Regions from separate parts of the Homo sapiens genome. Here all the other regions are linked to region 3. The links are chromatin loops, found by intact Hi-C in ENCODE. Cell type or tissue: endothelial cell of umbilical vein. All regions are shown on one strand.

What was found. Peaks named below come from ENCODE experiments on the same cell type or tissue, not always from the same donor. Only the 100,000 strongest peaks of a DNase experiment are listed, where the experiment ranks them.
Region 1: it touches region 3 in a loop (4-fold over the local background); 13 of 110 quality-filtered maps call a loop at or near these places.
Region 2: a loop joins it to region 3, with 6 times the contacts of the local background. A loop is called at or near these places in 8 of 110 quality-filtered maps.

The regions. Positions count from the first base shown.
Region 1 is chr14:61,415,887-61,423,886 of GRCh38, reverse strand. All of the region lies in intron 2 of PRKCH (protein kinase C eta), which reads right to left. Among named protein-coding and RNA genes, the nearest start is that of PRKCH-AS1, 97 kb to the right of the region's middle. RefSeq lists a silencer at 6,509-6,598. In endothelial cell of umbilical vein, no CTCF peak of the experiment used is centred here; DNase peaks (open chromatin) are centred at 4,996 and 5,656; H3K27ac peaks cover 2,725 bases.
Region 2 is chr14:61,429,653-61,437,652 of GRCh38, reverse strand. All of the region lies in intron 2 of PRKCH (protein kinase C eta), which reads right to left. Among named protein-coding and RNA genes, the nearest start is that of PRKCH-AS1, 110 kb to the right of the region's middle. In endothelial cell of umbilical vein, no CTCF peak of the experiment used is centred here; DNase peaks (open chromatin) are centred at 3,322 and 4,182; H3K27ac peaks cover 1,935 bases.
Region 3 is chr14:61,351,206-61,359,205 of GRCh38, reverse strand. All of the region lies in intron 1 of PRKCH (protein kinase C eta), which reads right to left. Among named protein-coding and RNA genes, the nearest start is that of PRKCH-AS1, 32 kb to the right of the region's middle. RefSeq lists enhancers at 3,021-3,315, 2,596-3,795. In endothelial cell of umbilical vein, no CTCF peak of the experiment used is centred here; a DNase peak (open chromatin) is centred at 3,095; H3K27ac peaks cover 3,234 bases.

The sequences.
Region 1 (8,000 bases), 65 kb before region 3:
ATTTGGGTGAGGACACAAAACCTATCCATATCAGTTATTATATTTAAAAATTCATGACCTTCATTAATAAGGTGAATGGATCTGGGGTCGAGGACAACAGACTTTTACATTGCTGAATGTGCCACACATCCCCAACTGTATTATAGCCCCACCTATCATTTAAGGCCCTCCCAATCCTGAACCAGCACTCCCTTTAGGTGTCAACCATCACTCCCCTACACAAACAAACCTATGTTCCTGTCAAACTGATGCCCTCACCATTCATAGCCCATCTCCTGCCAGGATTCCACTCATGTCACTCCTCCCACTTGGAATGGCTTCTCACTTTTCTAAAGCCAAACCTCATAAAAGTGCTTCCTCATCCAAAGGTATCTGCAGACCACTCCAGCTAATGGCATGCTCTTTCTTACTCAGTCACTGCATCATTCTATTGCCCTTCTGTGCACGGTACTCCAGGTAACTGTCACGATCTGGCACAGTCATTCAACTGTCTGTGTATTTCTGCCTTTTACCCTCAAGTAGACCAAAAATTTGTAGGAGATCAGAGCTAGATTTTACAGTTTTGGATCCTCCAGGGTCTGTCGTAATGAGTGTCCAATACCCATCTTATTAGTGTATCCCTGCAGATTATTGATGTGCCACTGAAAATTATAAAATGCAAGTTAAAGATCTCTTGTCCCCGTTTCTTAGTCTCTAGGATACTGTGGTTCAGTGGGACTGCCTGCTTTTCAAAGGCCATCTCAGTGTAGCAACTGTGGTGTAAGAGTGATGCTGTGAAAGGGCCTTGCCTCGGAATCACCTATGAATTTTAACTTAGGCTCCAACACATCTTCACACGTAAATTTGGGCAACTTCATTCATTCATTCAATCAAACATTTGTAGCATAGCAAATTTATACCGGACATTCTTAAGAAATATGGATATTTGAATGACAGGATCAAAGAAAATAAAAATAAAAGAAATACAGATATAAGCATGAATGAGATCAAGTATGTGGGGGTGTGTGCATACGTGTGTGCACACACATAATGTATAAACCAGGCCCTCAATAAGATTAGCCTACTGCAATGTTTCTGCTTCTTTTAAAAAAAATGGGGATGCCTAGACTCTATCCCACAGTAAGTAAGAATATCTGGGGTGGGCAACAAGAATCTACACTTTTAAATCCTGAAAACCAGTGGTCTAGGAGGAAGGACACACAACTAGACGGTTAAAATACAAAAGCAATTGCTGCTTTATCTCCAGTATGCATGTCCAGGGTGCTGTGGGGCAGAGGGACCCCCGATGGTGCCCGGGGAATCTGGAGCACATACAGAGACAGTGATGCCTGAATTGAACCTAAAGCCTAAGCAGCAGAGTACTAGAGGGAGGATGAGGGGAACGGGGTATATACTAGAAAGTACTAGAGGGAGAATGAGGGGAACAGGATATATTCTAGAAAGGTGCTTTGCAGCAATCTGCACCCTGCTATGCTCCTACTTAAAAAGCATTTAATTGGCCAGGCACTGTGGCTCACGCCTATAATCCCAGCACTTTGTAAGGCCATGGCAGGAGGGGAGGATCGCTTGAGGCCAGGAGTTTGAGGCCAGCCTGGGCAACATAGAGAGACCCTGTCTCTACAGAAAAACAAAATATTTAGCTGGGCATGGTAGTACATGCCTATAGCCCCAGCTACTCATGAGGCTGAGGTGGGAAGATCACTTGAGCCCAGGAGTTCGAGGTTGCAGTGATCCATTGTTGCGCCACTGTACTCCAGCCTGGGTGACAGAGTAAGACCCTGTCTCAAAAAAACAAAAAACAAAAACATTGAATGGCTGCCTTCAGGCCTTAGGGCAAAGTCCTCAAAACTATACACCTGCATCTGGCACTACCCACTATCAAGACCTTATCACTCATCCATCCCTGTCTAGCCTGGGGTCCACACCTGCCCTAATCTCTTTCTTCCTCTCCTCTCCTAACTCTCCCATCCACCTCACACTAAAATGACTTACTTTGGAGATGCCTTACTGGAGAAGCCTCCCTAATCCCTTCAAGTCAAGGCTTGGTGCCCTCCTTACAGCTCCCCTAGCACCAAGACCAAAGCTCTTACCACACAGCACCACCTATGCCTGCTTAGACCAAGGACCAGGGGGTTAGGGGATATCACCAATGCCTAGCATACAAGTAGCAGTGAAAGAATGAATGGGTAGATTGGTGTTTCCATAAATTAGTAAGAAGTAGAAAAGAGCTTGCCACATTCAGGTACCTACAAGTAGTACACTACTGCTAGAACTACAATGAATATGAAGGTCTGGTAGGAGATGAGATTTAAAAAGCAGGTCAATACCAGCCTAGGAAGGGAAGGAGGAGTATAGGCCTTCAGAGATCATAGCAAGGCACTGAAAAGTTTTCCTACGGGGCTGCAATATTATCAGATTTCATAAATTCTCTCAAGATAAGGCCAAGAGAGAGCCTAAGTCACAAGGCTGACTTGTGATGATTATGCAAGAGTATGCACATAAGAACAATTTGTACATTATAAAAGTTATGTATACATGTAGGAATATTTTCTGCAACTCCTAGCTATTAAGTCCATTCAATCTTATAGTGTTTAGTTTTCACATCCCTATCAATATTGCCTGAAACTGATTGTATATATTGATGACAAAAGGTGACAAAAGTGCAGAGAGCTCAGGAAATACAGTCACTTATAAGGGAACCATGGGGGACAAAAAGCATCCTGGGAACTCCACTCCTCTTTCACAACAAACCAATTATACACCTGGGGTCACTGATAAAGGCACTACTAGATAATGGCTACTATAAACTAACATTAGCAATGGCAACCTGTGTTGAGGCTCTGTTTTCAGTTCAATGGTCTGTGTATTTATCTGATAGCAATAATTCACACCAGAGATTTACATAAATCAAACTAATTTCAAATCTTTAGCCTATCTAGGGCCAGAGTGGGTGGGGAGCTTCAGGTCCCTTACCCAAGTTCCTAAGCAAGTTACCCACTCCTCCAGCCCATGGCAGTGGCACTGGGGGAAATGGGGTTGATAGAGAGATATTGCAACTGACGCTTAGCCTCTTTAAGGAACTCTAAGCAAACTTCTACAGGACTCCTGAAACATTTTTGGAAGTGAGTTTCTTAGAAGGGCTGGAGATCTGCAGATAGATCAAATGAATTGTGCTTACTCAATCTGTTCCCAAGGCTAACTGTAGTGGTCATGCGATCTTTTGGGAAAATAAAACACTGCTGTATGTGCCCAGAGATCTTCACAAGCAACCAAACAAACAAAACACAGAGAGAGTCCTTTAGCTAGGCACAGGCTGCCTGCTGATTCACACTGCACTTGAGCTGTGGAATGAAGTTAGGATGAGTCTGCCGGGGAGACAGACTGAAGCTGAGACCCTCTGGCAGCAAATTCCCTCCCTGAGCCTATGCGTCTCCCCGCAGGTGAGGGTGACTCACATAGTGGTATTGTTCTTGTTTATACTGATGCCCACATAAATGAGGTACAGTTTCTGTCTGTGGGACAGGCTCCAACAACACTTTCATCATTCTAAGGGAGGAAAAAGGAGGAGTAGCATGTGCCAAGCTCCCAGCATCCCCCACACAACCAATGCTCAGAGTGGCCAGGCCCAGAGTGGCTCTGGGCTTCTGAAAGGAGAAGAGCAGACACAGACACGTGTAGTCACACACATACACGCACACACACACGTACAGAGGCACACATGACCCATTTAGTACAAAGGGCAGAAGGATAAAAATCCACCTTGGAATAACCATGGTCCAAGCTCCAACCAACCAGTCTGGTTGAAAGAGGCTGCAGGTGCTGGCCCACTCACCACGGAATGCCCATGAGCAGGGCCAGGGCCACTGAATCCCACAGAAGCTGAGTATTTTGTGCAGTGAGGGTGACTCTATCACTGGGCTGTCAGTCACAGGCCTTCAACTGGCATCTCTGGCAAAACAGGGCAAATTGTGGTAGCCAAACCTCAACACATAAGGAGTAAGGCAGACACCACCCTTCGACTCTTCCCTTATGCTACACATCCAAGTACACAATGTATACATAATACATAGACAGAAATATTTAGTGTACATGTGGGTTCAAAGTACTTGTGGATTTGTCTAATTTTAGCTCTTTTGCTTTGTTTATAACAAGTTCTCTATGTCCCAGGTTTTTAAAATGACAACTTAACCCTCTAGGATAGTGCATCTGTGTAGCCCAGAACGCCCCACCAGGTCTCAAACACTAACAGTCAGGGACCCTGGGCAGAGTTCTAAAGGAGGAGCTTAATTAAAAGTCTGTTTTCTAGATTATATTGCATTGATTCTCAACTGGAGGTGATCTTGCTCCCCAGTGGACATTTTGCAATGTCTGGAGACATTTTTGTTGTCACAACTAGAGAATGTGGGTGCCACTTATGTCATCTGGAGGGTAGAAGCCAGGAATGCTGCTAAGCATCTTCCAACACACACAACAGCTTCTACAACAAGAATTATCTGGCCCAAAATACCAAGCATGCTGGGGTTGAGAAACCCTTCAGTATTTGGATTCTGTAGGAGATTTCATTTGGGAAAGAAAGAATTTTGTTGCTTAAAAATAAATGAAAACTTCTGCTCTAGGACACCTGCCTGGACCCAAACTATTCAACAAAGTGATACTCTTTTGTGTTGTGCTTCAAAGTCCCTAAAATAGCATAGATTTTCACATCAGACATTTGCTTTTAAATTCCTATAATAGGTCTTTGGGAGAACAACTAGCTGCCCTAAAGCGCTAAGACTCTGTCTTTATTTCTATTAAACACAGGGAGGGAATCAAGGGCCCTGTCACCACCTAGTAGGACATAACGGCAGGCAAGCCTCCTACTGAGCCAGTGTAGGATCTAAATAACTTCAACCCAAGAAGGAAATCAGATGGAGGCAGAGTGTTTCTCTTGATAGGAAGCCACGGGTGTTGGCTTCAGAGAGATCAACTCGCCATCAGTCAGGCAAAGAGCCAGAAGTTAAATATATTGCTTCTTTTAGGAAGGAAAGTGAACAATGGCCTCTTCATTTGAAACCACAATGGGAATTTAGGAAGGGGCAGAGTATAATTCCCAGGATGGAAAATGGCCCAGGCTTCAGAATTAACATCCTTACTCTCATGGGACAGACTCCAAGAGGCTTTTCAACCATTGCTGTTGAACTATCTATTTACTAATTCCAAGGCAAAACCCAGGGTCCAACTGGCACTTTTTGATGCTGAAAGGTCAGGGAAATAAAAACTGCTGGCCAATCTATCACAAAGGCCTCCTGCTACTCTGAGGTTCTCTGAGACATTTCTCAGCAAAAGAAACCAGCACCTACCCCATGCTTAGGCTAACCTTTCCAGGGATAAAGACAGAGCCACACGATACATCTCTCTAAGTCCACTTTATCTTCCATCCCATCCTTCATCCAGAGGTTGTCAGGCCTTCTTCCTGGAGATTCCAAAGATCCTCTGTGCATTAATCATTACACATCGTGCTAAAATTTATTTTGATGATCACCTTCCTCTCCAGACAGTGAGTTTATTGAAAATAGGAATTCTGTCACATTCACCTCCTTATCACCAGGACACAGGCTAGAGCCTGGCCCATGAGGGACTTAATACTGAATGAATGAGCTCGACCTGTCAGATGCAAAACATGCTTCAGAGTATAATCTAATATAGTTTTGGTAAAACTCTACATGACAAGTACACTTACATCGTACGTGCAGTTTGCAGTGTGTGAATGTAAGCGCAGAACTCACTTTAGTAAACACAGCCACAGAACAGGATAGACCTGCGCAGATGTTAGATCTTTCTCCAGGAACTATTCCGTATGTAAGACAATTGCAGGGTGGAGAAATTCAATAAACAGCTGGCCTTTGAGATGGCAAAAGACACACTCTCCCTTTTCAAGTTTAATCAGTAGGTCAGATGACCTGGCCTCTACCCTTTCAGTAGAGAAATAACCCATGTGTGGCTTCCTCATCAGTCCTTGAAAACATCCACAAAAACCCTCATACACAAATGTACTGCAAACACAAACACACTTTCAACCTAGATGTTTTCATTTAGACTGTTAAGCCTTGTCAGATAGAGATTCAATCACACTACAGGCTCCTCTTTCTTTCTTTTTTTAAAGGAAACAGTCTATTAGGACCATTCCCAAGCTGTGTGTCTAAGACTTCAAAGACAGAAGGAGGACTCCTTATAAGGAACCATAAATCTACAATGCACCAAGCACTGTCTCCGAATGAAAAATAAGCCTAACATATGCACAAGTGCCGATATACTTTCATAAATTAAAAATATGCCCAATTAAAGGCTTCACTAATTTACCAAATTTTTGTCATTAAGTATATGATTAGTCAAAAGAGACACAAAGTACAACACTTAGGTGAGGCTCTGGGAAATTTAGCAGTGGTCTTCTTAATCAAAAGGGTTAGAAACCACTAAGCCAGACCATTTGAAGAGCAGTCTCTGCTGTGCTGCACTGACAGCCCTAGAAATCAGGTGCTTTCAGTTAAAGCCCTAGAAATCAGGTGCTTTCAGTTAGACCAACAATGAGAGCTCAAAAAAGACCGCCAAAAAGAGGGAAAGTAATGACGGTTCTATGTGGTAAAGCAATTGGGTCCAGACAACAGGAAGGAAGCCCTTTCAAAGACGTCTATCCTTAAGGAGCAGTCTCGCCTCTGGAAATAATGATTAATAAAGGGACTTTAAAATCCCATTCTATACTGGACCCCAACCCCTCCTCTTCAAGTATGAAGGATACTGAAAAAGGGATGGAGAGAGAAGACAGAATTTCAGGGCTCCTATGTACAGCCCTTATAAATATCATATCAGTCTAGGTCCCCTCTAATTTTTAAGTGTTAAAACAATGTTGGGTGGCAATTTTCCTGTTGTCCCAGAATTTCACCTGAGGACAAAGGCACAAAGTACCCCACAATTTAAGTTCTGAGAGCCTCCTCCCATAAGGGCTTCCTGGAGACAGGACCGCTAAGCCCTTCCACTACTCTGGACTACTTCCTCAAAGTCAGAATGAGTCTGAGAAAGGAAAGGGGTGTTGGCCTTAGAGGGCATGCAGTGTTTCAGGTGGCAGACTATTCTCTCCCCAACAGAAAGCTAAGGGCAGGAGACTCCAACGGGTGTTGCCACAATGTGAGTTTACTTACTATCACTCTTGGGGGAGGGGGAAAGGGACAGGAGAGAGAAGCAGGGGTGGGGAGAGGAAAGAGAGAGGAGGGAGAGCTGGGAAGAGGTTAGGGGGTGTTGTATCTCAGGACAAGGCCTCATCATCTTCTTCACGCCCAGCAGCTGAGCCAAGCTGGGAGATATATGCCAAGGAGATCTCAACTGAGTTTGAGACCAAAGTTTTCAACATAAACAAAATCCAATATTAAATACTAACAAGAGATTGTTTTAAAACTGAAAGTGAATAACCCAAGCACCCACTGATGGAAGAATAAACAAACAACATGTGATCTATACTAACAATGGGATATTATTCAGCCTTAAAAAGGGAGGAAATTGACTGGGCATGGTGGCTTACACCTGTAATGCCAGCACTTTGGGAGGCAGAGGCCAGTGGATCACTTGAGCCCAGGAGTTCAAGACTAGCCTGGGCAAATAGCAAAATCCTGTCTCTACAAAAAATACAAAAATTAGCTGGGCTTGGTGGTGCACACCTGTAGTCCCAGCTACTCAGGAAGCTGGGTGGGAGGATGGCTTGAGCCCGGGGGCGGGGCAGAGGTTGCAGTGAGCCAAGATCATGCCACTGCACCAACCAGGGTGACAGTGACACCCCGTCTCAAAAAAAAAAAAAAAAAAAAAGAAAAGAAAAGAAAAGAAAAAAGAGGCAAGGGAGGGGAATCTTGACACATGCTACCACACGGGTGAACCCTGAAGACATTATGCAAAGCAAAACAAGCCAATCACAAAAGGATAAAGACTGTATGATTCCACTTATAGGAGGTACTTAGAGTAGTCAAATCTATAGA
Region 2 (8,000 bases), 78 kb before region 3:
TAACACCAGGTCTCCTGGTATCCCTAGAAAGTAATAAATTTTCTAGTGAGGAAACAGAAACTAACAGGAAGGTTAAGTGAGGTCAAGCAGCCAATGACAGAAGTGAGGACACCAGACTCCGTTGACTATTGTTGAACTACTGGATATACTATCAAATGTCTTTTTTCTTCTTCCTGAGATAATTTGTTTTATCATTTGTACACGTGGGAGAAAACAACTGTGAGAAAAACAAACAGAAAAACCTTAGAGTTAACCAAAAGCTACTAGTCAAGAAAGAACCAGAAAATATTATTGGTTTATATCTGCAAAATATATCCCGGGAAGGTAATGAGGTAAGGTAGCAACAGAATTTTGCTTAACATCATCAAAAACACTGAATAAGAACTACTTGCATAAAGAATGATGCATAAAAATGTAAACACAGATGATGATGATCTCTGAGACAGTAACGACACAAACAGAGATTAGGACGCGTGATAAACAAATGCCTAACTTAACTAAACGGCTATTTACAACTGGAAATACAACGGTATTTTACAATCCTGGTTTTATATACTTGAAAATGTAAACATTTAAATGGGTATTTACAACAAGCACACCCCACCAGTGGGTGACAGTGACACGGGCACTGAGCGAATAAATCACAGGAGTTGCAGATATAGTCCTGTAACTAATTAAGGAAGACTTCCATGTTAGTAGTCTTTGGAAAAGAGGAAGGAGAACTTGGTGAATTAGAGCAGGGAGAAGGTACCAGGAATTTTGTGCCAGCACCTGTGACAAAGACTGCAACAAAAGGTTTTGGTATTTAAAAATGGCAGCAAGGCCGGGTGTGGCGGCTCATGCCTGTAATCCCAGCACTTTGGAAGGCTGAGGCGGGCAGATGACCTGAGGTCAGGAGTTCAAGACCGTCTGGCCAACATGGTGAAACCCCATCTCTATTAAAAATACAAAAATTAGCCAGGCCTGGTGGCGGGCACCTGTAATCCCAGCTACTCAGGAGGCTGAGGCAGGAGGATTGCTTGAACCTGGGAGGCAGAGGTTGCTGTGAGCTGAGATCACGCCATTATACTCCAACCTGGGCGACAGAGTGAGACTCCACCTCAAAAAAATAAGTTGAAAATAAATGGCAGCAAAAGCCCCCTCAATGGCACTAGCAGTACAGAATCCTCTGTGTTTTTTGAAAACAGCTTAACTATGTACTCATAGTTATTTCCAAACTCAGATAAAGTGGTTGGACTCACTGTATTAGACCCGGATCTCACTGTGGAGACCCAAATCAACAGCTGCTACACATGTTTCTCAGGGCTTTGGTTCCCTCTGAGGAATCTCAGCCCACACAAACACCAACCATCCTGCAAACTAAATGGGATGGCAAAAGAAGGAGAGGAAAATAATTTGTTACTAGACTGACTCTCTTGAGTAGGACCTACGGCTCATAGCATCCACGCAAGCTGAGCCCATGCTCACTCATCACTCCAGCCTCCTCTGCCAGCAGAACAGTGATTAGAACAGAACGTTGCATGTGAGCATCTGCAACAGGGCCAAAGTTCCATCCAGAACCATGAGAAAAGCCTCTTGCCACATCAGGATGGGAGGAGAGTCCTGACCTCCCATTTTCCACTCATCATCATCTTTCCTTTTTCATGTCTGTGATCTGTGCAAACTCCAAAGTACAAACTCTCCCCTTCTCAGTCCTTGAAGAAAGAGGCCTTGGCTCCAATAACAGCTCTGGTTCTTCTCTCTATAATCGTCTTTCTTAGTCTCCTTCACTGGCTTTTCTCCTCCACCCAATTTTTAAATATGTGTATGCTCCAAGGTTCCCTGCATACCATGCTTCTAGTCTTTCTGGATGTTCATTCATCAACTGCCTGTACACTGAGGATTCCCAAATATACAGCTATAGCTCTGGTTTCATTCATTCATTCATTCATTCATTCATTCATTCATTTATATTGAGATAAGGTTTGTTGATATTGAGATGAGGTCTCATTACATTGCCCAGGCTGACCTCAAACAGCTTCTGGACTCAAGCCATCCTCCCACCTGAGCCTCCAGAGTAGCTGGGACTACAGGTGCATACCACTGTGCCTGGCCAGCTCCGGCTTCTAGCTAATAAACTTATTTCTAAGTAGCTTGTCAGCATCTCTTCAAGGTATCCCCAAGCTACCTAAAACTTGGCATTTGTTGGGCTGAACCCTCTTCTCGGCCTCCTCCACCCTCTCTTTCTCCTAGCTAATTGTACCACTATCCTTGGAGTCACTCAAACAACCTTAGAGACGTCTTCAGATCTCCTCTCTTGCTTTGCTTATCCTTGTTCTACTCTGTCTCCACCTGTTCTTGTTTGGATTCCCCCAGGAGCAGAGTTCAAGATAGGGACTTAAGTTGCAAGTAGTTTATTCGGGAAGGAACCCCCAGATGCACCAGGGGATTACAGAAGTGAGACAGGAAAGGGAAGGAAACCAACGATAAGCGTATTACTGAGCAGGTTTCCAGGGTGGGCAACTGAGGCTCGATTCCTGTCGGGAATTTCAAGGACCTGGTTGAACACCCTCAGCGGGTGAGGAAGTTGGGTTATTTATCCTCTGGCTCCCATTCCTCACTGGCTGATGGCTGCTTCAGGGGTGGGAGGTATTAATTTTTCAGCATTTCCAGCTTTCTGTTGTGGGATGAAAGGAAATATGGGTGGGGCATCCATATTTATTTATCTGCTATAGTAATGTATTTACATTTACCCTGGTCCTGATTTCTCACTGAAATTTAACTGCCATATATGCTTTTAAAAAATCTTTTAAAAAGTAGAGTTGGGGTCTCACTGTGTTGCCCTGGCTGGTCTCAAACTCCTGGGCTCAGGTGATCCTCTCTCTTTGGTCTCGCAAAGTGCTAGATTACAGGCATGAGCCACTCTGCCCAGCTATGCCATATATGCTTTCTGTAGACTTCTTCAAGGTGAAGTGAAGTAGAAAATGTTTACAATAGTCTTCAAATTTCACTGTGTCTACTCCTTTCTGCACACATAAGGATGGAAATTCCCTCCTGTCCTACTATCAATTGCAAGAATCCTACAGTTTCCTTCTACAAAAATGTTCAGAATTCCTATTCTCTTGCTGTGATTCTATGAATATTTCATTTTCCTCTATTGACGTCATCCATAAAAAGGCTTTTAGCTGCCACTTCTTCTTTCTTCCTTTTTGGTGTTTTTTTTTCTCATTAACAGTAGGTCAGACATTCTTCATTTTTTAATACATGAAAATTAAACATTCCTCAGCGGATCATCACTGCTCGGTTTCAGGATGATGAAGAAAAATGTTTCTGTTCCATCACATTTGGGTTGCATCATGTGGAGGTGCAACCCCACTATGACTCTCACTGTCATTCTATCTGAAAAACATCTCAAAATGGTATTATTGTCAACTCCAAGCTTAAACAAGATAATGTATCCTGGTTTTATATACTTGAAAATGTAAACATTTTCCAGTTATCTGGAGATTTTTCTCTGATTCTTCTTTACTAAATTTAACTGGAGAGAACATGTCTCATTCATGAGCCTCTGTCCTCCTGATAACATTTTAAATGTAATGTAAATGCAATGTAAGGGAACAACGTAGCTATGATGTGGTCTCAGCTGTCAGAGAAGAGGCACCATGTAAGATCTCTCTTTTTGATTTATTGTTGTCATTGTTTATAAAGACAATATGATGATCACTATGGAAAATGTAAGTGGTACAGAAAACTATCATGAAGAGTTTCTTTTTAAAAATCATAAATCTTATTACATCAATAATCACTGAAAATCCTGGTGTACATGCCAAATATATACTGTACATCTACAGTCTTAAATTAATGATGTATGTTATACTCTATGTGTTGCGCAGCCAACTACTTTCACCCAAAACATCTTTTCATATCTTTTTAAAAGTTGCTGTTTCTGTTCTTGTAGCCACTAATACTAAAGTTACCATTTAATCATATTTCATAAAGTATGTATACATTATCACAACTTAAAAGTAAGCTGATAGCACGATCATATGATCCCCGTGAAAGCAGGGCTCCTCTGTTTAAAATCTGTGTATTTTTCTCATTTACTTGAAGCTCAGGGACTGTTCTCTCTACCCCCACCCCAGCCTTCAAGCCCAGGTTGATCTTCCTTCCTCACAAAAAAGATTCTTACACAAACAACCTGTCCAACCAAAATCTTTTCCAGATAAACATATGTTTCCTGCTGAGAACTAAAAGAATCCTGCCCTTTAGTTTGGCTTATTCCATTTCCCTTTTGATTTTTTTTTCTCTCTTATCCACTGGTAGACTTCTAAAGTCCCTTTTAAGCTCTCAAGTTCTGGTTTCATGATTTTGGAAAAATCTTAAAGGATATTAGCCATGAGGAGTATGCTGCCGAGTCATTTCCTTCTCCAAGTGCATGGTGGAGAGAAAGCTCTGCTGCCTTCTTCATGTTTCTGATTCAACATGATTTTTAAAACTGCTGTACTGTTGCTCACTGTAAACAGACTAATTTGAAATCCAACACCAAAGATTAACCACCTTTATCACAAAACCAAGGTGAGAGCTTTGAACCTCGGCCACCATTTTTTGATAGTTTTTTTTTTTTTTTTTTGAAGAGGTTGGGGGGTGAGGGGAGGGAACTTAGAGGACAGGTCAATAGGTGCAGCAAACCACCATGGTACACGTATACTTATGTAACAAACCTGTACGCTCTGCACATGTATCCCCCCCACTTTTTTTTTATTAAGAAGAAATAAAGGAAAAAAAAAAAGAAAAAGGTAAAGGGGATCACGGTGGCTCACGCCTATTATCTCAGGACTTTGGGAGGCTGAAGTGGGAGGATCACTTGAGGCCAGGAGTACAAAACCAGTCTGGACAATATAGCGAGGGACTCTGGAAGTCATGTATTCTTTCTGTGCCTGGTGGCAGGCTTTTCTGGAAATGGAAAAGGCTGAGTCAAATAATCAGTGAAGTTCCTTCTAGCTCTTAAGAGTCCATGATCCCAGTGAAACTAGCGTTACTGCTGGGCGCAGTGGCTCGTGCCTGTAATCCCAGCACTTTGAGAGGCCAAGGCAGGAGGACTGCTTGAAGCCAGAAGTTTAAGACCAGCCTGGGCAACAAAGCAAGACCCTCTGTCTATTAAAAAAATAAAGTAAGAAACTAGCTTTCCAGAATGAGGGCAAAATAAAGATATTTCAGAAAACTGAGATTGTTCACTACCAAATACCTTCGCTAAATAAAGAATGTACTTGAAGAGAATCTACTTGAAGAAGGAGGGAAATGTTCGAGGGAAGGTTTGAGCTATACAAGAAAGTGGTATGTTAAAAAATTATAAACATGTAAGTAAATAGAAACAAAGAAGGATGGAATAACTAATAACATCTAGTTAATGGAGCTTCAAAAGAAAAATAAAAAGATATCAAAAATATCAAGGAAATGCACATAAGCCAGGAGGAAAGTGACTGGAGTTAAAAACATTCTAACATCCTTAGATTGCTCAGTAGGAGGGTAAAGTGGTAGCTAACTTTAGACTTAGTTACACAGACATGTTAAAATTCCAAGTATAATCACTTAAAAAAAAAAAAAAAGAGAGAGAGATTCTATCTTCCAAACCAATAGAGGTGGGAAAAAATGGAATTGGTAGAGACAGTGGTAGAGGGAGAATCTCAATAAACTTCTAGAAATAGGAAATCTAACCACCTGTTGTTTATAAAGCACAAACCTAAGACATAGGTAGAAAAAGTAGAAAGTAAATGAATTAAAGAAGATGCAAAGCAGGGCAAATACTAGCCAAAAGACATGCAATGCAGCCACATTAACGTCAGATAAAATACACTGTAAAAGAAAGAATTGCTAGAAATAAAAAGAAGTGATTGTATAATAAAAGGTTTTACCAGGAAAATATAACAGTATATTTGTATATATTCAGTAGCAGAGCTTTAAAGTAAACCAACAAACAGCATTTACTCATTACTGCAGAGCTATACTGTTGCAGAGCTGAGTGGTGTCCTAGGATTACATTCCCTTCTCTAAGCATGCATTCTAGAACACTCTAAAAAGAAAAAAAAATCCAAATGGCAACATTAGCAGCAGCGAATCCATATGGGTCTGCAGCAACTCGATTCTTGCTTCCTTGGAGGAAAGAATTTGGCCAGAGAGGATAAGGTAGAATGAGACCAAGGCAAGTTTTAGAGCAGGAGTTAAAGTATATTAAAAAGTTTGAGAACAGGAATGAAAGGAAGCAAAGTACACGTGGAAGAGGGCCAAGTGGGCAATTTGAGAGATCCGAGGACCCTGTCCGACGCTTGACTTGGGATTTTTACACAATGGCATGGTGCTGAGGTTTGTGTCTCTCCTCCCTTGGTTTTTCCTTGGGGTGGGCTGTCCGCATGTGCAGTGGCCTGCCAGCACTTGGGAAGGGCCGCATGTACAGTGTGTTTACTGAAGCTGTGCACATGTTCATTTGAGGCATTTTTCCCTTACCAATTGAGTGTTCCTAGAGGAAGGTCATACACCAGCTAAACTCCACCATTTTGTCTCTTAGCATGCAAGTTTGAGCCCACTCATCCAACGCCTGAGATCCTATGAGGAAGCTACTGATTGGCCGGGTGCCGCGGCTCACGCCTGTAATCCCAGCATTTTGGGAGGCCGAGGCGGGCGGATCGCGAGGTCAGGAGATCCAGACCATCCTGGCCAACATGGCGAAACCCCATCTCTACTAAAAATATAAAAAATTAGCCAGGCGTGGTGGCACGTGCCTGTAGTCCCAGCTACTCGGGAGGCTGAGGCAGGAGAATCGCTTGAACCCGGGAGGCAGCGATTGCAGTGAGCTGAGATCACGACACCGCATTCTAGCCTGGGCAACAGAGCAAGACTCCATCTCAAAAAAAAAAAAAGGAAGCTGCTGATTAAGAGCTTAAGGTGTTTTCTATCTACTGGGAGTCTGCTTTCCCTGGTGCAAGCTGTGACCAACTAGTATGTTAGTGAGACAGTTTAACAACCACCTGACCATCACCTGATGGTTGCCTGACATTCCTGTGGGGGAGGGGGGCCTCTCCTGCCCCGCTCATATCTGCCTAACTACTCTAACAGCAAGGTCAGATATAGTCCCTATTCTTTTATTCCACTGGCTGTTCAAAATCATACCATGGCTGGCATCTGCTTTTCTATTGACAGAGATATGCTTCATTTGTCTTGGGTAAATACCTAAGAACTGCTGGGTAACAAGGTAGTGGTCTGTTTAGTTCTGTAAGAAACTGCCAGACCATTTTTCAAAGCGGTTGTACCATTTTGAACTCCCACTAAAAATATGAAAAGTTCTAGTGCTCCACAGTCTCACCAACATTTAGTGTTGTTGGTCTTTTTCATTTTAGCCTTTCTAGTGGTATCTCATTGTGGTCTTAATTTGCATATCCCTAAAGCCTAAAATTGCTGAGCATGTTTCTATGTGTGTATTGCCCATTCATATTTCTTTTGAGAAAATGTCTGTTCAAATCTTTTGCTCATTTTTTTAAAATTGGGCTGTTTGTCTTTTCATTGAATCATGACTTTATTTAGGGGGACACAGTCACTGTTTTTCCTATTAAGAAAAGCAACATATGCCTCTACTCTTGATTCCATGGAATTTACCTGATAACTCTTTGCCCAAGACTATGTATGTGTAGACTGAAGGTAAAGAAGGTTTCAGAAAGGTTAGGGATCATGTTTACTTTTTCTGCATACATATTGGAAGACAGCGGGGTAGAGAGACTAAAACCTACAAAATCCCATCTATATAGTATTATTCTGGCCAGCAGATAGACAAAAATCACACTTCTGCCAAGTTTTTATACCGTCTCTAGCTGAATAAGAGAAACTAGTTAAATTTTAATATTTTAAAATTTTAATAAGATAATTCAAATTACATTGTTTCTGCTTCCTCTCTATTTACAATTCCTAGTACATATGGGTTTTTATTTTATTTTCCTGGCGTCTTTAGAATGGGTCTTGTTAGTTTCATTGTC
Region 3 (8,000 bases):
GAAACCAGGGTCATCCAGAGGTCTACTGGTTCTTGAATTCAGTTATTCAATGAACAAACATTTCATGAGCACTTACTACATGTCAAGCATCCAGCTAGGCACAAAAATATGAGGTGGAATGACACATGGTTTCTGCCCTTCAGGACTGAGGCTGGGAGGAAAGACACATAAATAGATTATGATCCAACGTGGTAAGTGCATCATGGGCACAGAGAATGACAGGACTCTATGGAAGATTACCTAACTTATCCTGGAAGGGTCAGAGAAGGCTTCCTGGAGGAGGTGATAGCTGAGCTGAGTCCTCAGGATGAGGAGTTACTAAGTCAAAAGCAGGGAAGGGAGCATTCCAAGCAGTGTCGCTAACAAAGGTGGGAAAGAGCCTAAAGAGCAGGGCCTGCACAGGGAACACAGCAAGACTGTGTTGCTCAAGGATGAAGCCGGAATCAGGAAGTGGTAAAAGGGAGGCTAGAATGCCACCAAGGGCCAGGAGGACACCCAGGAATACCATGCTAAGGAGATTGGCCTTTGATTTGCATATAATGGAGCATCACAAGAGGGCTTCAACCAGGGTGGAAACCCTGTTAGACACAGAGAGGCAGCCTGGTAACACACTGGAGGGAGGATCACAGGAACATAAAGGAGGCAGGAGGCTGTGGCTTCATCTTGGAAAGTAAGGATAAAGGCCTCACACAGGTAGTGGTAATGGGAATCAAGAGAAAGGAAAACTCAGAAATGTCCAGAAGGAAGAAGTAAACAGTGATTAGAAATCAGCCACACTGGGTAACTGGCTATGTATGGAAGCTAAAGAAAACAGGCATTAAGGAGCTAAAGGAAAATGGCATTAGAGATGACTCCCAGGTTTCTGGCTTGGATGTCTCCGTGGATGAGGGAAACTGAAAGAGAACAGCAGCAGCTAACATTTATTCCAGTCTTATTCTGAGCCAGGCACTGTACAAATGCATTACAATCTACCTCATAAGAATTTCTGAGATGGATAGTATTTTTATCCCCATTTTAAAAAGAAAGACACTGAGGGTCAGGGAATTAAGTGACTTGTTCAAGCTCAAACATCCAGGAAGTATCAGAGCCCCAATTCAAATCCAAATCTGATTCCAGAGCCCCAATCTTAACCACCATATATAATATGGTCTCTAAATTCAGAAAAGAAGGGGAGGTTTAGGAGAAATGGTCATGCATTCAGCTCCTGGAAAATTTAAGGAGGCTTTCAGATACTCACATGACAACCAGCAGAATCTGGTCACCAGGCAGTGCAAGGCAGAGACATGGGAATCACTGGCACACAGAGAGTGAAAACCTAGAGAGCAGATGAAGTCCCAAGGCCAGAGTATATATGAGGAGAGAAAAGCAACACTCCCAGAACTAAACTCCAACAGTAACAGGTGGGCAAAGGAAGAGAAGCCCACCAAGGAGATACAAGACATAGAGGCAGCAAGAGAACAGAAGCATGGACGGTTGCAGAAGCTAAAAACTCTTCTAGAGAAGAGAGTGGATGTGTTGGGTTAAATACAAGAAGAAGCTCCAGAAAGATAAGGACTATAGCGTGTCCACTGGAGTTGACAAATAGGTAAGTCATTAGTAGGTACGAGAAGCACAAAAATGGAAAACGCAGAGAACATTTGACAGCCAAGGAGAAAGAGACAGTAACACATTGGAGGGAGAAACAGACAGTAAATAAATGTGGCTGAAAATTAGAAAGAGAGGGAGGGACAATGACTAACAGAGCAAGGCCTAGGAGGATGCAGGAGCAGATGGGATACCCCTGGAGAAAACCAGATGAAGATAACTGTGACTACACATAAGTTTGCAGGCATCAGGACAGGAAATGGAGGAGCTCATTCTAAGAAGTTTCAAGTTGCTTAGTAAAGTCAGATACAAAGTCATATGTTAAAAGAGTGAGGCGGGTGGAGAGGCCTTAAGAAGAACAGTAACTGCATGGAGTAATCGTTAAATAGCATGGGAGAAACGGGCAGCACCAACCTGCCCAGTATAGCTTGGAAGTTCACGCACAGGTGTGAAGAAGGCAGTCCTGGAGGGTTGCTGACCAAAGATGGCAGATGTGCAGATATGCCATAGAATTGGGAGTACTGACCAGTGTTCCGATGACTTGCCATTCTCTAGAAAGTGAACTCACCACTGGTTGTCCACTGAAGTCTTTATTTTACTCTTGGGAGGGTTCTAGCCATAGTAAGAAAGAACTAAATAAGGCCAGGTGTGGTGGCTCATGCCTATAATCCCAGCACTTTGGGAGGCTGAGGCGGGCAGATCACCTGAAGTCAGGAGTTCGAGACAAGCCTGGCCAACATGGCGAAACCCTGTCTCAACTAAAAATACAAAAATTAGCCAGGCGTGGTGGTAGGTGCCTGTCATCCCACCTACTTGGGAGGCTGAGGCAGGAGAATCGTTTGAACCTGGGAGGCAGAGGTTTCAGTGAGCTGAGATCATGCCACCACACTCCAGCCTGGGTGACAGAAGGAGACTCCATCTCAAAAACAAAACAAAACAAAATTTCCTATAAGAAAGAACTAAACTAAACTCTTTTTCCCCCCAAGATCTCCCAAGACAACACTTAATAAATTATCAAAATAACACTACTGCTGCAGTTCAATCCCTTGACTCTTACTACTTAAGCCAATAAACTGAGACAAAAATCAACTGACACTCAAAATATGCCATTGTCAAAGCCAGAGATAGCCCGGAAAAATATGTCGGTCTGTTGGCTCTCAGATTTCACAGAAATTTGGCATAGGAGAATCCCAGTTCTTAAAATGATACTAGGATTCTAACCGATAGAGTCCAGGGCTAAGCACGAAAGAAATATCAGATCACAAACCATCTGGATTACGAAGGAGCACAAGGATAAAATGGGTACAAGCTCCCCTCCTTGGCAACACAGCACAGGACATCCACTTTGGACAGCAACAATAGAAGTACATGATTCCAATTCCTCCCAACCCCCAAACAACCCACTGCACTCGACCAGGCAGCCTGCAAAACAATGGAAATGTAAGGTCACCCTCCTGTTCCCTGCCACCCCCCTCCACTTCCTCTTTCACCCTGGATGAGTTGTCATCTTTCCATGAAAGAATGCCAAGCGCTCAGTCAGTCTGACAGGCAGTTCCTGCTCTTCCGGTTCTCTGGATGCTTCAAAGGGGTGGCGATGTGTTACCAGAAAGACTACCCTCCTCGGCAGGCTGTTTTCCAGGCTTCCACCCCTGGTGAGTCACTTGCCAGTTTCTACCAAGTATAAGAAGATCTATCATGGAAAGAGACTTCTCTTGAGTCTCACGGGCCTGACGTTGCTGCCTCTCTTGCAAGTGACACTTCTAAATTCAGACTGAACTATACAGGTGTTTTGGTGGAGATCTTCCAGACTGGCTAGAATGTGTAAGTGGCAAAAAATTAAATCACAACGTAGCAATACTAACAAAGTTGGCCCTGAATAGTAACATTCCAAGAAATGAATTCAGAAGCCACCCGTGAAGCAACCAATAAAGTCAGGGCAATACTAATCAAGAAATTTCCATGTTGAATATGAGACTATAAAATCTTCCCTTAAAATTATTTAGTGTATATTTTTAGTAAAAAGGTAAGAAGATAAATTTTGGTCAAATTACTTAAAATATTTATTTGATGATCATCCTTTAAAAAAAAATCCTCCATTTGACCCAAGGGATACACTAAAATATAAGAAAGTGGATCTTTTAAAGTCTCCTACCAAAAGATCACACTATCCCTTCCCTCAAGGAGCTAACAGTTTTTAAAAGGTCATAAACAGCAGAATAGGTACAGCTATCAGATAAGACCAGGAAAAAGGGGATGCTGAAGAAACAGGATTTTTAATAATAAGAAAAAAAAAACAAAGATAACCAACATGTCAAAAAGAAGTGAAAAAGGTGAATGATAATGGTGTTCAGTGCAATGAGAAATAAAGTAGGATTTGCATAGAAAAGCAACAGTTTTAGCAGAAAATAAGACAAGCCCATTTCTGCTGCAGAGTATGGGCAAAAGTAAGACATTAAATGACTTGCTGGAATTGAATCCTCTTCCAAGGGATTCACTGTAAAGGAGGAAAAGATAATAGCTAGGAAAAGGTTTATTTTCTATTTTCTATAAAGCACTTACACATCATCGAAATTATCCATTGAATCCATTTTTCAGTTCTAATCTAAATTTCTCAAGGCAAGAATCATATTCAAATATTTGTTCATCTAATTCATTTATGCAAGTACTCATTTGAATTTCTGTGCCTGGTATATGCCAGACATAATGTCCCAGGTACTGAGGGTACCAAGGAAAATAAATCAGACATAAAACCTGTTCTCAGAGTTTACTGTTTAATAGTCTAATGAGGAAGGCAAAAATGAAGTAATCTTAGTTATTCTGAGATGTACACAATATAACTGTGACTAAATGAGAAGAAAAAGTACAGAAAAGCCTAAAATACTCTGGGGAATACATAAAGGCCTCATTGGCAAAGTGGGATTTAAATGGAGAATTCGTCAGGTGAAGGGAGAGGGAGGAAGAGAGTCCAGGAAATGGAGACAGCTTGTGCACAGGTTCTAAAATTCATCTCTGTATCTCCAGGGCCCTGTACACAGTAGATGCTGAATAAATGCTTATAGAATAAACTTTAAGTTCCTCACGCATTCAGAAAAAAATATTCCCTAAGAAAACAACCCCTAAATATAGGGGGAAAAAAAGGAAAAGAAAAAGAAACAGCTATAGGTACGGAAGTGTTATTTGTAACACACACACACACACACACACACACACACACACAAATAGAAACAGCAATAAGAAGATGGTAAATTATGTAAACCAGTGACTGAAATATTATGCAGCTATTATAAGCAACATGGGAACTGCAATTATACAATTAAGTGGGAAAAGGCAACAAATGAGTATATTAGGATTAGAAATATGGAAAAGTGTGAAAATTAAGAATAATATAGATCATTTTATATTGACTGATAAAATTAAATGGTCAAATGCCAACCATCTCATCTATATTCCATATATGAAATTCCAAGTATCTTCTGTTTGGAAGCAATTGTTCCAGTCAATTTTCAGACAAAGCCCATTAAGACCAACCATTCATTTTGGTCCCCTTAGGAATTGCAATGTTACTTCAAAAACACGTTAAATTATTGTATAGCCTTACATCTTTATAAAGTGATCTCCCATACATTATATTTTGGTTATCATCATTTGCTTCATCCATGTGATTCTTCTTATTATTATTTTTTCAGAGGTAGGGTCTCACTCTGTTGCTCCTGCTGGAGTGTAGCGGTGCAATCATAGCCCACTGTAACCATAAACTCCTGGGCTCAAGCAGTCCTCCTGTCTCAGTGTCCCATGTAGCTAGGACCACAGTCATGTGCCACCATGCCTGGCTAATTTATATTTTTATTTTTTTTGTAGCGATGGGGTCTTGCTATGTTGTCCATGCTGGTCCCAAACTCCTGGCCTCATGTGATCCTCCCACCTCAGCCTCCCAAAGTGCTGGGGTTACAGGTATGAGCCACCATGCCCAGCCTGATTCTCATTATTTAATAGGTCAGTATAATGTGCTACATAAAGCATCCAGGAGGAAGTGGCTCCTGATTTCCCACAGGGTACTCCAAGGGCCTTATTTTTATCCACTGACATTTTAATTACGATCACATATTCCTTTTCGTTTTTCCCAATACTATCACCTACAAAAAATTTTAAGTGTGTATGAAATATAATCACATTACAAAAGTTTGAAAAATTGAGAAAACAAGTCTTAGTTGTCCTAATATAAATAAGTCTCAAACAGCTACAGATTGGTTAAATGTTTCCAGCTACTTTATGTAAATCTTTATATCTCATAAGTATCTTTAATCATTTTTTCTGATTATAAAATTATACATGCTTACTAGTAAAGAATATAACTTGGGAAATGAAAGTCCCCCATAATTCCACCCTACTTCTCCACTCAAGAAAAGTATTGCTAAGTGCTCGATGCTTCATTTTCCAGATTTTTCCCCACTTTGGCTATACAGGTCCACCACGATCTCTTATCTACAATCCCAATATTCAAAAAGTTTCAAAACCCAAACAAATTTTGTAACATTTGTTGTCAAAATCTTACCTGAACTGACATAAGGCAATGTGTAATCTTTATTTACCCCACTTAGTGTGAATATCCATGTTTTGCCACAGAAGTATTAATGTTTTTGATTACAGATGCCACCCCAGCCCCCACTGGAGGTGTTATTTAATAGTAAATGTATTTAATACATTGTCCTATGTAAAACTGAAAAAATCCTGAATTCAGAAACACATCTGACTTAAACTGCTTCAAATTAACGATGCAGGCCTATACTGATACTATTATCATTCTCATTTCAGAAATAGGTCATACCAGGCATGCCTCTCTGTTAGTATATTTTTTCACTCAACAATATATCTAGGACATCTTTCTTTCTTTCTTTCTTTCTTTCTTTCTTTCTTTCTTTCTTTCTTTCTTTCCTTTCCTTTCTCTCTCTCTCTCTCTCTCTCTTTCTTTCTTTCTTTCTTTTGAGATGGAGTCTCGCTCTGTCAATCTCAGCTCACTACAACCTCCACCTCCCAGGTTCAAGCAATTCTCCTGTCTCAGCTTCCCGAGTAGCTGGGACTACAAGTGCACACCACCACGCCCAGCTAATTTTTTGTATTTTTAGTAGAGACAGGGTTTCACCATATTGGTCAGGCTGGTCTTGAACCCCTGCCCTCAAATGATCCATCTGCCTCGGCCTCCCAAAGTGCTGGGATCACAGGCATGAGCCACCACGCCCGGCCTATATCTGGGACATCTTTCTGCATCAATTCACTGTGTTCTTTAACAGCCATGTGGATGTGGGTGGGACCAGAAGAATGAGAACAAACCTGATTTTAAGGAAAGGATAAATAAGGGAAATAGTTCAAAAAGCAGACCTACAGAAATTATTAGGGAGGAAACCTACAAGAGTAGAGATCACAGAATTCAGAGGTGGAAAAGACCTTGGTGATTAATGGCCTGATTCTTTTGTCAAAAGATGATCCCATTGGATGACTTCCTTGAGTTCATACAGCAGTTAGCAGCTGACCTGGGACTAGAACCCAGGGGTTCAAGTTGCCACCCCTTTGTGCTGTTACTCTTGAGATTCCACACTCCTGATGGTGAGGGCCACCCAGGTTGACCGTGAAAAACGTGAAAGCAACTTCTCCGTTAGGGAGCACAGATGCTTCCCAGGGTTAATCTGAGTTGTTAATATAAAAGTCTGTTCACCTAGCCTTGTAAGTGGCAGCCTTCAAAGTTAATAGCAGCATTTTATAGTTTTATAGTCAAGCAGAAAGAGATGCAAGGAGCCATTGCCAATTACTAAGAATTGAAGTTGGATGTTCAAATTTGGGTCACTTTTTCCTCAACAGAAGCCACAGCATGCCAAGTGCATGTCACTATCCTGACTAATCTTGTCTTTTTGGGTCCCAAAGAGCTAAACCTACAATTGAAGAGAATATGACACTATGATACCAACTGGAAAACCACCAACACCCAACATGCGTCCTCCAGAATCTCTCGAATCGTCACTGTGCCTCCGAACACCACTTAGTTCCCTCAAATATGTCCTTCTAACAAGCAGGCGTGCTTTCGTGTATTTAGAACAAATCTTAAATGTACACATGCATCCAAATCTTAAAATTCAGAATAAAGAAAAGCAGAGAAGGACAGAAGAAAGACTAATGCTACCAAAAATCAGTCTGCCTTTTCCTGCCTGCCTCCTTGACATGCCACCACCTAACACCACCACCTGCACTCCTCGCCCATCTCTCAGGCTCCAGGAAGGGTGGCAGAATGCAACTCTGCAGGACCTTAGCTGGAAGCGCCATCTGGGAGAAGGAAGACTTATAAACATGTTCTTCCAGAAGCCTGTGTCCTCCATCCCCTCACAAAGACAGCAGAAATAAATCACAACGATGTGGTTCTGCATCAG